Linked DNA regions of Homo sapiens: region 2 is linked to region 1. Evidence: read pairs that join two places in POLR2A ChIA-PET (ENCODE). Cell type or tissue: Panc1. All regions are shown on one strand. Links, peaks and the distances in the headings refer to the core of each region. The heading gives the core; the rest is flanking DNA. Region 1 overlaps CFL2 (cofilin 2). Region 2 has its middle 24 kb from the start of BAZ1A.

Region 1 (5,381 bases), core at 202-5,201:
TATTTATTTTGAGACAGAGTCTCACTCTGTGGTCCAGGCTGGAGTGCAGTGGTGTGATCTCGGCTCCCTGCAACCTCCACCTCCCAAGTTTAAGCGATTCTCCTGCCTCAGCCTCCTGAGTAGCTGGGATTACAGGCACAAGCCACCACACCCAGCTAATTTTTGTATTTTTAGTAGACACGGGGTTTCGCCATGTTCACCAGGCTGGTCTCGAACTCCTGACCTCAGGTGATATACCTGTCTCCTGAGTAGCTGGAATTACAGGCATGAGCCACCACGCCTGGCCCAATTTCTACCTTTTATAAAATTAGGTCTAGGCCGGGCATGGTGGCTCACGCCTGTCACCCCAGCACTTTGGGAGGCCAAGGCGGGCGGATCACCTAAGGTCAGGAGTGGTGGCGTGCACCTGTCATCCCAGCTACTCGGGAGGCTGAGGCAGAAGAATCACTTGAACCTGGGAGGCAGAGGTTGCAGTGAGCCGAGATTGGGCCATTGCACTCCCACCTGGGCAACCAACAAGAGCGAAACTCCGTCTCAAATAAATAAATAAAAATTAAAAAAATAAAAATTAAAAGTAAAACTAGGTCTAATTATGCCAATTTGAGAACTGCCTTTCTCTTTGCCTGGTGATTTAGTTTGTAATTAAAAAAAAATAAAGTCCCCATCAGCTCACAGGAACACATATTAAGGAGGCTTTGGGCTACATACCCAAGAATTTTGTAATTCACTCAGTAACTATCAAGTTTCAAGGGAAATATTTGAAATTCCACTATTAAGAATAAAATGAGAGAAAATGTGCCCCAATAATATACCATTAACATAAGTGCTTTTTCACATGTAAGGGAAAAATGACTACTCATTTGAATGAAAATCTGTTTCAAATTTTTCTGTAATGCCAGATAAACTACTAAATTGCTATGTATGCATAATCAAATTAGCTGTCAGAAGTCAAGAGTAAATGAAAAATGTCTAGATAAAGGGTAATCAAAGCTGCTTCCTGGTGAACATGTCTAGAGTACATGTAAGAAAATCTAGGCTGGGCGAGGTGGCTCATGCCTGTAATCCCAGCACTTTGGGAGGCTGAGGTGGGCGGATCATTTGAGGTCAGGAGTTCGAGACCAGCTTGGCCAACATGGTGAAACCCCTTCTCTACTAAAAATACAAAAATTAGCTGGGCATGGTGGTGGGTTCCTGTAATCCCAGCTACGTGGGAGGCTGAGGCAGGAGAATTGCTTGAACCTGGGAGGCGGAGATTGCAGTGAGCTGAGATCGCGCCACTGCGCTCCAGCCTGGGCAATAGAGCAAGACTCGGTCTCAAAATAAATAAATAAAATTAATAAATAAAAATACAAAAATTAGCCAGGCGTGGTGGCGCACACTTGTAATCCCAGCTACTCCAGAGGCTGAGGCATGAGAGACGCTTGAACCTGGAAGTGGAGGTTGCAGTGAGCCAAGATCACATTATTGCACTCCAGCCTGGGCGACAGGGCGAGACTGTCTCAAAAAAAAAGAAAGGAAAAGAAAATCTAATAAACTAAACGAAAAAAATAAAGTCAACTGGCATTTTTTTTTTTTTTTTTGAAACAGGGTCTTGCTCTGTCACCCAGGCTGGAGTGCAATGGCACAATCTGGCTCTCCTGGGCTCAAGTGATCCTCCTGGCTTAGCCTCCCAAGTAGCTGGGACCATAGGTCTGCGCCACCTCACCCAGCTAATTTCTGTATTTTTTGTAGAATGGGGTTTTGCCATGTTGCCTATGCTATTCTTGAACTGTGAACTCAAGCAATCCATTCACCTTGGCTTCCCAAAGTGCTGGGATTACAGGTGTTAGCCACCATGCCCAGCTGGCATTTAATTTTTTAAGAGTACTTTGCTTATCAAATTCTTGTTCTTATAACTTATTACTTGTTTCAATAATCTAAAAAAAAAAATAGGTCAATAAACCTTCTCTTGGCCAGGCATAGTGGGTCACACCTGTAATTCCATCACTTTGGGAGGCTGAGGCAGGTGGATCACTTCAGGTCAGGAGTTCGAGACCAGCTTGGCCAACACGGTGAAACCCTGTCTCTATTAAAAATACAAAAATTAGCTGGGTGTGGTGGCGGGCACCTGTAATCCCAGCTACTCAGCTACTCACGAGGCTGAGGCAGGAGAATCGCTTGAACCTGGGAGGTGGAGGTTGCAGTGAGGTGAGATTGCACTCCAGCCTGGGTGACACAGCGAGACTCCCGTCTCAAAAAAAAACAACAACAAAAAAAAACAGGAACAAATTTCTTTGTGAGCCTTTAATGATACAGGTACTGTCAACAGCAAGTATGATTTCCTTAAATACTAATAATACTGCAGACACCTCCCTGAGATACAGTAATACCTATTTACAGTTCAGCTCTTTTACATACCTTTTATTAAAACAAACAAAAAACAACCCAAACCCTGAAAGTACATCACAAAGTTATTTAAACAGCCCCCAAAAATAAGGTGCATGTGTTCAGGCATTTTGCTCTCAAGTCTTCACTCTGGGCCTATTTATTTGCTTATACATAATTATAACAAACCTGGTTTTCCAAATCCACGAGATGAAAAGCAACTATTAGCAGAAGCTGCTATAGACAAAGCATACTGATAGTAGCAAAACATAATATCTGACAGTTTACAAGTATGAAAGTCAAAAGGAGGCTCATGCTTGTAATCCCAGCACTTTGGGAGGCCAAGGTGGGCGGATCATGAGGTCAGGAGATGGAGACCATCCTGGCTAACACGGTGAAACCCCACCTCTACTAAAAATACAAAAAGTTAGCCGGGCGTGGTGGCGGACACCTGTAGTCCCAGCTACTCGGGAGACTGAGGCAGGAGAATGGCGTGAACCCAGAAGGTGGAGCTTGCAGCGAGCCAATATCGCGTCACTGCACTCCAGCCTGGGTGACAGAGGAAGACTCCATCTCCAAAAAAAAAAAAAAGTCAGAAGGAACGCTATTAAAAAGGCTTAAAAAGCCAAATTCGATCTCTCTGAGGTTTACTTAAGACCACTCATATACTTCGTGAGATCCTCAAGTCAGTATGCTAATACATTATATAATTAAAATTAATAAATGATGATCTTGAGTCTTTCATACAGTTCATTGTTTAAGTATTACATTTTAATATTAGCCTATACTTCTGGACAACACCTCCTGGTTTGCTTGGGATTGGCCTATCTCAAGCCTGTTGTCTTGGCATAATTAATAGCTCTCCCTTTCATTTTCAAAAAGTGTTCTGGTTTGGCCTGTAAATCTTATAGGATCATCCTACTGAGCCCTTATTATGTGCTAGGAACTATTCCAAGTGCTTTCAGTTATGCTCACAATCCTATGAGACGGAGTACAATCATCCCCATTTTATAGATGTAGTAACTAAGCTTCCAAGAGGTTATACGATTTGTCTAAGACTATCCAGTTACTAAGTGTTAAAGGGCTCTATGTAAACAACCAAGCAATCTAATGCCAAAGTCCTAGGACTTACCCACTATAACATAAAGTACTATCTCTTCTTAGAAAGATGGGTAGGGGAGGGATATATCCAAGTTTCTGGAAAAGGATTAAGAGACACCAGCTTTCTGTGTCTATACAATCCTCGTTTGGCACAGATTCCATAAGTTTACAATACTGAAATATTTCAGAACATCTTTGAAATATACAACTTTTTAGATTTTTATGAGCATGAGCTTTTTTAGAAAACAATCTTAGGATTGTTTTTCAAATATTCTTGAAAGATGCTACTTTAAAAATATACTAAATAGGGCCAGTGCAGTGGCTCAAGCCCATAATCCCAGCAGTTTGGGAAGCCAAGGTGGGCGGATCTCCTAAGGTCAGGAGTTCAAGACCAGCCTAGCCAACATGTTGAAACCCCATCTCTATATACACACTAAATAGGCTCAGCCCAGTGGTTCACACCTATAATCCCAGTGCTTTGGGAAGTTGAGATGGGTGGATTGCTTAAGGCCAGGAATTCAAGACTAGCCTAGACAACACAGTGAGACCCCGTCTCAACAATTTTTTTTTTTTTAAATTAGCTGGGCAGGCCGGGCATGGTGGCTCATGCCTGTAATCCCAGCACTTTGGGAGGCTGAGGCAGGCAGATCACCTGAGGTCAGGAGTTTGAGACCAGCCTGGCCAACATGGTGAAATCCCATCTGTATTAAAAATACAAAAATTAGCCAGGTGTGGTGGCATATGCCTGTAGTCCCAGCTATTCGGGAGGCTGAGGCAGGAGAATTGCTTGAACCCAGGAGGCAGAGGTTGCAGTGAGCCGAGATCACACCACCGCCCTCCAGCGTGGGTGATACAGTGAGACTTTGTCTCAAAAAAAAAAAAAAAAAAAAAATTAGCTGGGCATGGTGGTGTATGTCTATAATCCCAGCTGCTCAGGAGCTTGAGGTGGGAGGATCACTTGAGCCCAGGAGTTCAAGGTTATATTGAGCTATGATTGTGCCACTGCACAGCAGCCTGGGCAATAGAGTGAAACCCTGTCCAAAAAAGAAGAAAAAAATGTGTGTGTATGTGTGTATATATACATATATATATACATATATATATGTACACACACGGAAGTTACAAAAATAGAGGTTCAATGATCTGTAATACATCTTTTAACAAAAACATTTAATATTTATCTACTTACATACAGTAATTAAGAATGAATAGTTTAAACAGATTATTGCATTTACATAGCATTTTCCTGTTTTCAAAAACCATTTCCATATTTAGTACTCAGGAAACATGGTAAACAGATATTACCGTTCCCATACTATGGGTTAAAAAACTGAGATTTAGAGATTTAATTTGCCAAATTGCATTATGAGAGGAAATTTAAGTGGAGGGATGATTCCTCTACTTCTACATGGAAATAAAGCAATTAGTTGGATGTTCCAGAGCAAAAGAAAAGCCTCAGACTTCTTTATGGGCTGAAAGGAGACAGAACATCCATAAACTCATGCTGTCTTCAAAAGCAGTATTTGAGCTTTTGAAGTGGTGGCTCATGCATGCAATCCTAGCACTTTTGGGAGGCGGAGGTCAGAGGACAGCTTGAGCCCAGGAGTTGGAGATCAGCCTAGGCAACATGGCCAAACTCAGTCTCTACAAAAGAGATACAAAAAAAAAAAAAAAAAAAATTAGGCATGGTGGTGCATGCCTGTAGTCCCAGCTACTTGGGAGGCTGAGGTGGGAGGATCATCTGAGCTGGGAAGGTTGAGTTTGAAGTGAGCTGAAATTTTGACACTGCACTCCAGCCTGGGCAACAGAGTGAGACCCTGTCTCAAAAAAAAAAAAAAAAAAAGGCAACATTTACTGGGACCTGCCTGCCCACCTCTAGTAGCTTTAATACTATTCATAAAAAAATGAACATTCAC
Region 2 (5,381 bases), core at 326-5,325, 190 kb after region 1:
GATTACAGGCGTGAGCCACCGCACCCGGCCGGTGCTGACAATTCTTATGTATGATTGTGTAGCCACCTTTAGCACAGTGTCTGATACACAGTGTCTGACACGCTGTGGGCCTCCAAAAATATTTTTTGAGGAATGAATTTTTAATATTCTAGGTTCATCTTAAACTCATTCAAGCATAACATTTCACACATTTCTAAAATAGGTCTATTTTTAAATTTAGAAGTTTTTTTCATGGTGATTTTAAACTCCTTTGTATTTCTCTGGCGCTTGTGCCATTATTACTGCTATTTAAATTTTTTATTTCATTTGAAATACGTAAAAGAGTATTAACTAAGAACTGATTCATATATCAAGTGGGTAGATCACAGAGTTTAATTACCTATAAGCTGTCTGTCGGGGTGTTATGAACTTTAATACCCATAAAGGCTTCTACCACGCTGGGATGAAAGACGTTCACGAGTAATGACTAATTATCAACAGTGCAGCCACAATTTGCAAATTTAAAAATACATCTGAAAAACCATTTCAGGCCAGGCGTGGTGGCTCATGCCTGTAATCCCAGCACTTCAGGAGGCAGAGGCAGGCGGATCACTTGAGGTCAGGAGTTCGAGATCAGCCTAGCCAACATGGTGAAACTCTGTCTCTACCAAAAATATAAAAATTAGCTGGGCATGGTGGCGCTCGCCTGTAATCCCAGCTACTCAGGAGGCTGAGGCAGGAGAATCGCTTGAACCAGGAGGTGGAGGTTGCAGTGAGCTGAGATTGCACCACTGCACTCCAGCCTGGGCGACAGAGTGAGACTTTGTCTCAAAATAATAATAATAATAAAATAAAATAGGCTGGTGCAGTGGCTCACGCTTATAATCCCAGCACTTTGGGAGGCCGAGGCGGGTGGATTACTTGAGGACAGGAGTTCAAGACCAGCTTGGCCAACATGGTGAAACCCCGTCTCTACTAAAAATACAAAAAATTAGCTAGGCGTGGTGGCGGGTGCCTGTAATCCCAGCTACTCAGGAGGCTGAGGCAGGAGAATCACTTGAACCTGGGAGACAGAGGTTACAGTGAGCCAAGACCGTGCCACTGCACTCCAGTCTGGGCAAAAGAGCAAGCCTCTGTCTCAAAATAAACAAATAAATATAAATAAAATAAAATAAAAAATAAAAACACAAAATTAGCTGGGCGTGGTGGCATATGCCCGTAATCCCAGCTACTTGAGAGGCGGAGGCAGGAGAATCACTTGAACCCAGGAGGCAGAGGTTGCAGTGAGCCCAGATTACACCACTGCACTCCAGCCTGGGCGACAGGTGAAACCCTGTCTCAAAAAACAAACAAAGAAACAAAAAATAACAACAACAAAAACTCTTTAACACAGCCTTCAAAACGGTGGCCACTCTGTCTGTCATCTACTCATTAGCTTCCTATACATTCTTTTGGCTTTCTTCTCTAGCCACACTCCCCACTCCTTCTCCTGCCCCTTGGCATTTTTTTTTTTTTTTTTTTTTTTTTTTTAGACAGGGTCTTGCTCTGTGGCCCAGGCTGGAGTGCAGTGGTAAGATCTTGGCTCACCGCAACCTCCGCCTCCCAGGTTCAAGCGATTCTCCTGCCTCAGCCTCCCAAGTAGCTGGGACTACAGGCATGTGCCACCATTTCTTGCTAGGTTTTTTGTTGTTGTTGTTTTGTTTTGTTTTGGTAGAGATGGGGATCTCACTATGTTGTCTAGGCTGGTCTTGAGTTTTTGGCCTGAAGCAATCCTTCTGCCTCGGCCTCCCTAAGCTCTGGGATTTCAGGAATGAGCCATCAAGCCGGGCCAACGACAACATTTTTACTAGAATATATCAATGTCACTTTTAACTGCTACTATAAAATCACAACAAAAATAGCAGATAGCAATTTTTGATTGCTTAGTATGTGCTAGGCACTGTGTCAAGGGTAATGCATACAATATCTCATTTAATCCTCTGAGTATCCTTTGAAGTAGCTATTACTAAGCACATTTTACTCAGAAAAAAATGAAGGCTTAGAGATGTCATGCCAAAGTCATACAACTATTAAGTGATAGAGACAGTATAGCCAATATTCAATCCAGGTCTATCTGACTCACTCCTGAATTCCCTCTCCATCCTTTCTTAACCACAAGTACTGTATGCTAGGACTCACTAGGACATCATAAGTTATTTGAGATAATAGGTTGTTAGAGAAGGAGCACGGGCTTTGATGTTAGACCAGCTTTGAATCTGAGACCCAGCTAGGTCGGGTGTGGTGGCTCATGCCTGTAATCCCAGCACTTTGGGAGACCGAGGCAGGTGGATCACAAGGTCAGGAGTTCGAGACGAGCCTGGTTAACATGGTGAAACCCTGTCTCTACTAAAAATACAAAAAAATTAGCCAGGTGTGGTGGCAGGTGCCTGTAGTCCCAGCTACTCAGGAGGCTGAGGCAGGAGAATGGCATCAACCCGGGTGGTGGAGCTTTCAGTGAGCCAAGATCGTGCCACTGCACTCCAGCCTGGGTGACAGAGCGAGATTCCGTCTCAAAAAAAAAAAAAAAAAAAAAAAGAATTTGAGACCCAGCTCTGGCACAGAACAGCCATTGATCTTAGACAAGTTATATAAACCTCTCCCTCCACTCCTACCCCAAAACCTTAGGTTCTATATCTATAAAATGGAAATAATATCAGCCATCTTGCAAGATTGCCATAAAAATTAGGTATAATATATATAGAGTGCTTGACACATTATATGCATTCAATAAATTGCTTTTTATCATTGTCCTATACAATGACTTTATTTTTTCAGTAATTCATATATTTGGCAATATTGTGTTTTAGATTTTCCAGGATAGTCCATTCTGTGATTCAGAAACACTGTCACCAAAGATACATTTGTCAGAGTATGTATCCTTTTTTTTGTTGTTTAGAAACTAAAATTGTCTGGCCTGGCTGGTGGCTCACGCCTGTAATCCCAGCACTTTGGGAGGCCGAGGCAGGCGGATCATGAGGTCAAGAGATTGAGACCATTCTGGCTAACATGGTGAAACCCTGTCTCTACTAAAATTACAAAAACAAAATTAGCCGGGTGTGGTGGTGGGCGCCTGTAGTCCCAGCTACTTGGGAGGCTGAGACGGGAGAACGGCTTGAACCCAGGAGGCGGAGCTTGCAGTGAACCAAGGTCTCGCCACTGCACTCCAGCCTGGGCAACAGAGTGAGACTCTGTCTCAAAAAAAAAAAAAAAACCACACAAAAGAAACTAAGATTATCATACATTTCTCTTAGGCAAGTGGTAAGCCTATAAAACATACCTAATAAATCCATAATTAATAACTGAATGATTATCATACAGCATAAACAAATGCATGAAGAATCCACAGGTAATCAAAAAGATCTACTTTTTTTTTTGAGACGGAGTTGCACTCTTGTTACCCAGGCTGGAGTGCAATGGCGTGATCTCGGCTCACTGCAACCTCTGCCTCCCGGGTTCAAGCGATTCTCCTGCCTCAGCCTCCCAAGTAGCTGGGATTACAAGCATGTGCCACCATGCCCACCTAATTTTGTATTTTCAGTAGAGACGGGGTTTCACCACGTTGGTCAGGCTGGTCTTGAACTCCCGACCTCAGGTGATCCACCCGCCTCGGCGTCCCAAAGCGCTGGGATTACAGATGTGAGCCACTGTGCCTGGCCGGAAAGATCTACTTTATATGGATCAGAAAGAATAAGTAGAGTTCACCAAATTACATGAGTTTTATCTCTGATTTATTAAGTTCTGATACATAGGTACAATTTAATGTTCACAATTTAACCAAATAATGAAAAGGGAGCATCACTGTCTGCACCCTTAAATGTATAGTTACTAGTCAAAAAGTTTTGGTCACCATTTATATAAGCAAAATAAGTGAGCAAATACATTTACTAAATGATGCACAGTATATGTTCATATACACGTGGAAATTTTTAAAATTTATTTAATTGAAAAGAATAGGCCAGGTACGGTGGCTCACGCCTGTACTCTTAGCACTCTGGGAGGCCATGACAGAGTGACAGACTTGTGGCCAGGAGTTTGAGACCAGCCTGACCAACAGGGTCAGGCCGTCTCTACTAAAAATACAAAAAAAAATCAGCCAGGTTTGGTGGTGCATGCCCGTAATCCCAGCTACTTGGGTGGCTGAGGCCCAGAATCGCTTGAACCCAGGAGGTGGAAGTTGCAGTGAGCCGAGATTGTGCCACTGCACTCCAGCCTGGGTGACAGAGTGAGACCCTGTCTCAAAAAAAAAAAAAAAAAAAAGTACATATAGGATATCTAGCAGCAACAAAGCTAGTAAAAAAGATGAGTTTCTGAATCTGTGATTTTGGAACTAGTCTCCTAATGCTGACTTCAACTCTGAATTTAAAAAAAATTTCCACATGGAAGACAGAAATCTAAACAATGGCTCCCTAAATAAAGAACTACTTTATGTTTAAGCAATCTAATCTTTTTCACTGTACAGTACTTGTCAATTAATTTGATTAGGAACACTCTTGGAGATCAGCTAATTAAGTTGTTGCCCAGGTGGGAATTTCAAAGCTGCAGGGAGAGGCCTTTCCCAAACCTCTTCTAATTCCCCTGGCAGCTGTCAGTCATTAATATGTAAATATGAATCAGGTTACCAACTTGTATAAGACTTGTAGGAAACAAGACATGGGAGGTCTGTGGGGAGAGAGAAAGAAAGGGCAATTGCCAGGCTAGTAAGTCTGCAGTGGACAGCAATAGGCAGTTTGGGGAGTTGCAAAAGAACATAAGTGCCTGGAAGAATAGAAGATGCAGGCCAGGCGCGGTGGCTCACGCCTGTAATCCCAGCACTTTGGGAGGTCGAGGCGGGCAGATCACCTGAGGTTGGGAGTTTGAGACCAGCCTGACCAACATGAAGAAACCCCATCTCTACGAAAAATACAAAATTAGCTGGGCGTAGTGGCGCATGCCTGTAATTCCAGCTACAGGGGAGGCTGAGGCAGAAGAATTGCTTGAACCCAGGAGGCAGAGGTTGTAGTGAGCTGAGATCATGCCATTGCACTCCAGCCTGGGCAACAAGAGCAAAACTCCATCTCAAAAAAAAAAAAAAAAAAAAAAAAAAAAAAAAAAAAGAATGGAGGATGCAGAAAGCCACCCCAGAAAAGAGATAAAGGATTCGGGGGTGGGGGGGGGTGAGAGGGGCGAACTTCACCTATTTCACAATTTTTCAAAAACATCTGGAGTAATTTATACAGTTGATTCTAAACAGAATTCAAATGAGATAGTCAGGTCTTAAATGCCAAATACAGTTACAGGCAACAAAAGCTCTAAATAGCTAAGAAATACTTAAATAATTACCTTTTTTGGGTGGTGTTGGAAAGTTATAGGCTGAATTTCATATT

What was found. ChIA-PET counts read pairs that join two places held together with the same protein. Peaks named below come from ENCODE experiments on the same cell type or tissue, not always from the same donor. Only the 100,000 strongest peaks of a DNase experiment are listed, where the experiment ranks them.
Region 2: POLR2A ChIA-PET joins it to region 1 with 5 read pairs; 3 of 35 experiments call an interaction of 5 or more read pairs at or near these places.

The regions. Positions count from the first base shown.
Region 1 is chr14:34,704,499-34,709,879 of GRCh38, forward strand. CFL2 (cofilin 2) reads right to left here. Exons shown (of 4, transcript NM_138638.5): 4 at 4,615-5,381. Among named protein-coding and RNA genes, the nearest start is that of CFL2, 7.4 kb to the right of the region's middle. In Panc1, for the core only: no CTCF peak of the experiment used is centred there; no DNase peak of the experiment used is centred there; H3K27ac peaks cover 1,752 bases.
Region 2 is chr14:34,896,463-34,901,843 of GRCh38, forward strand. No RefSeq gene overlaps it. Among named protein-coding and RNA genes, the nearest start is that of BAZ1A, 24 kb to the left of the region's middle. In Panc1, for the core only: no CTCF peak of the experiment used is centred there; no DNase peak of the experiment used is centred there.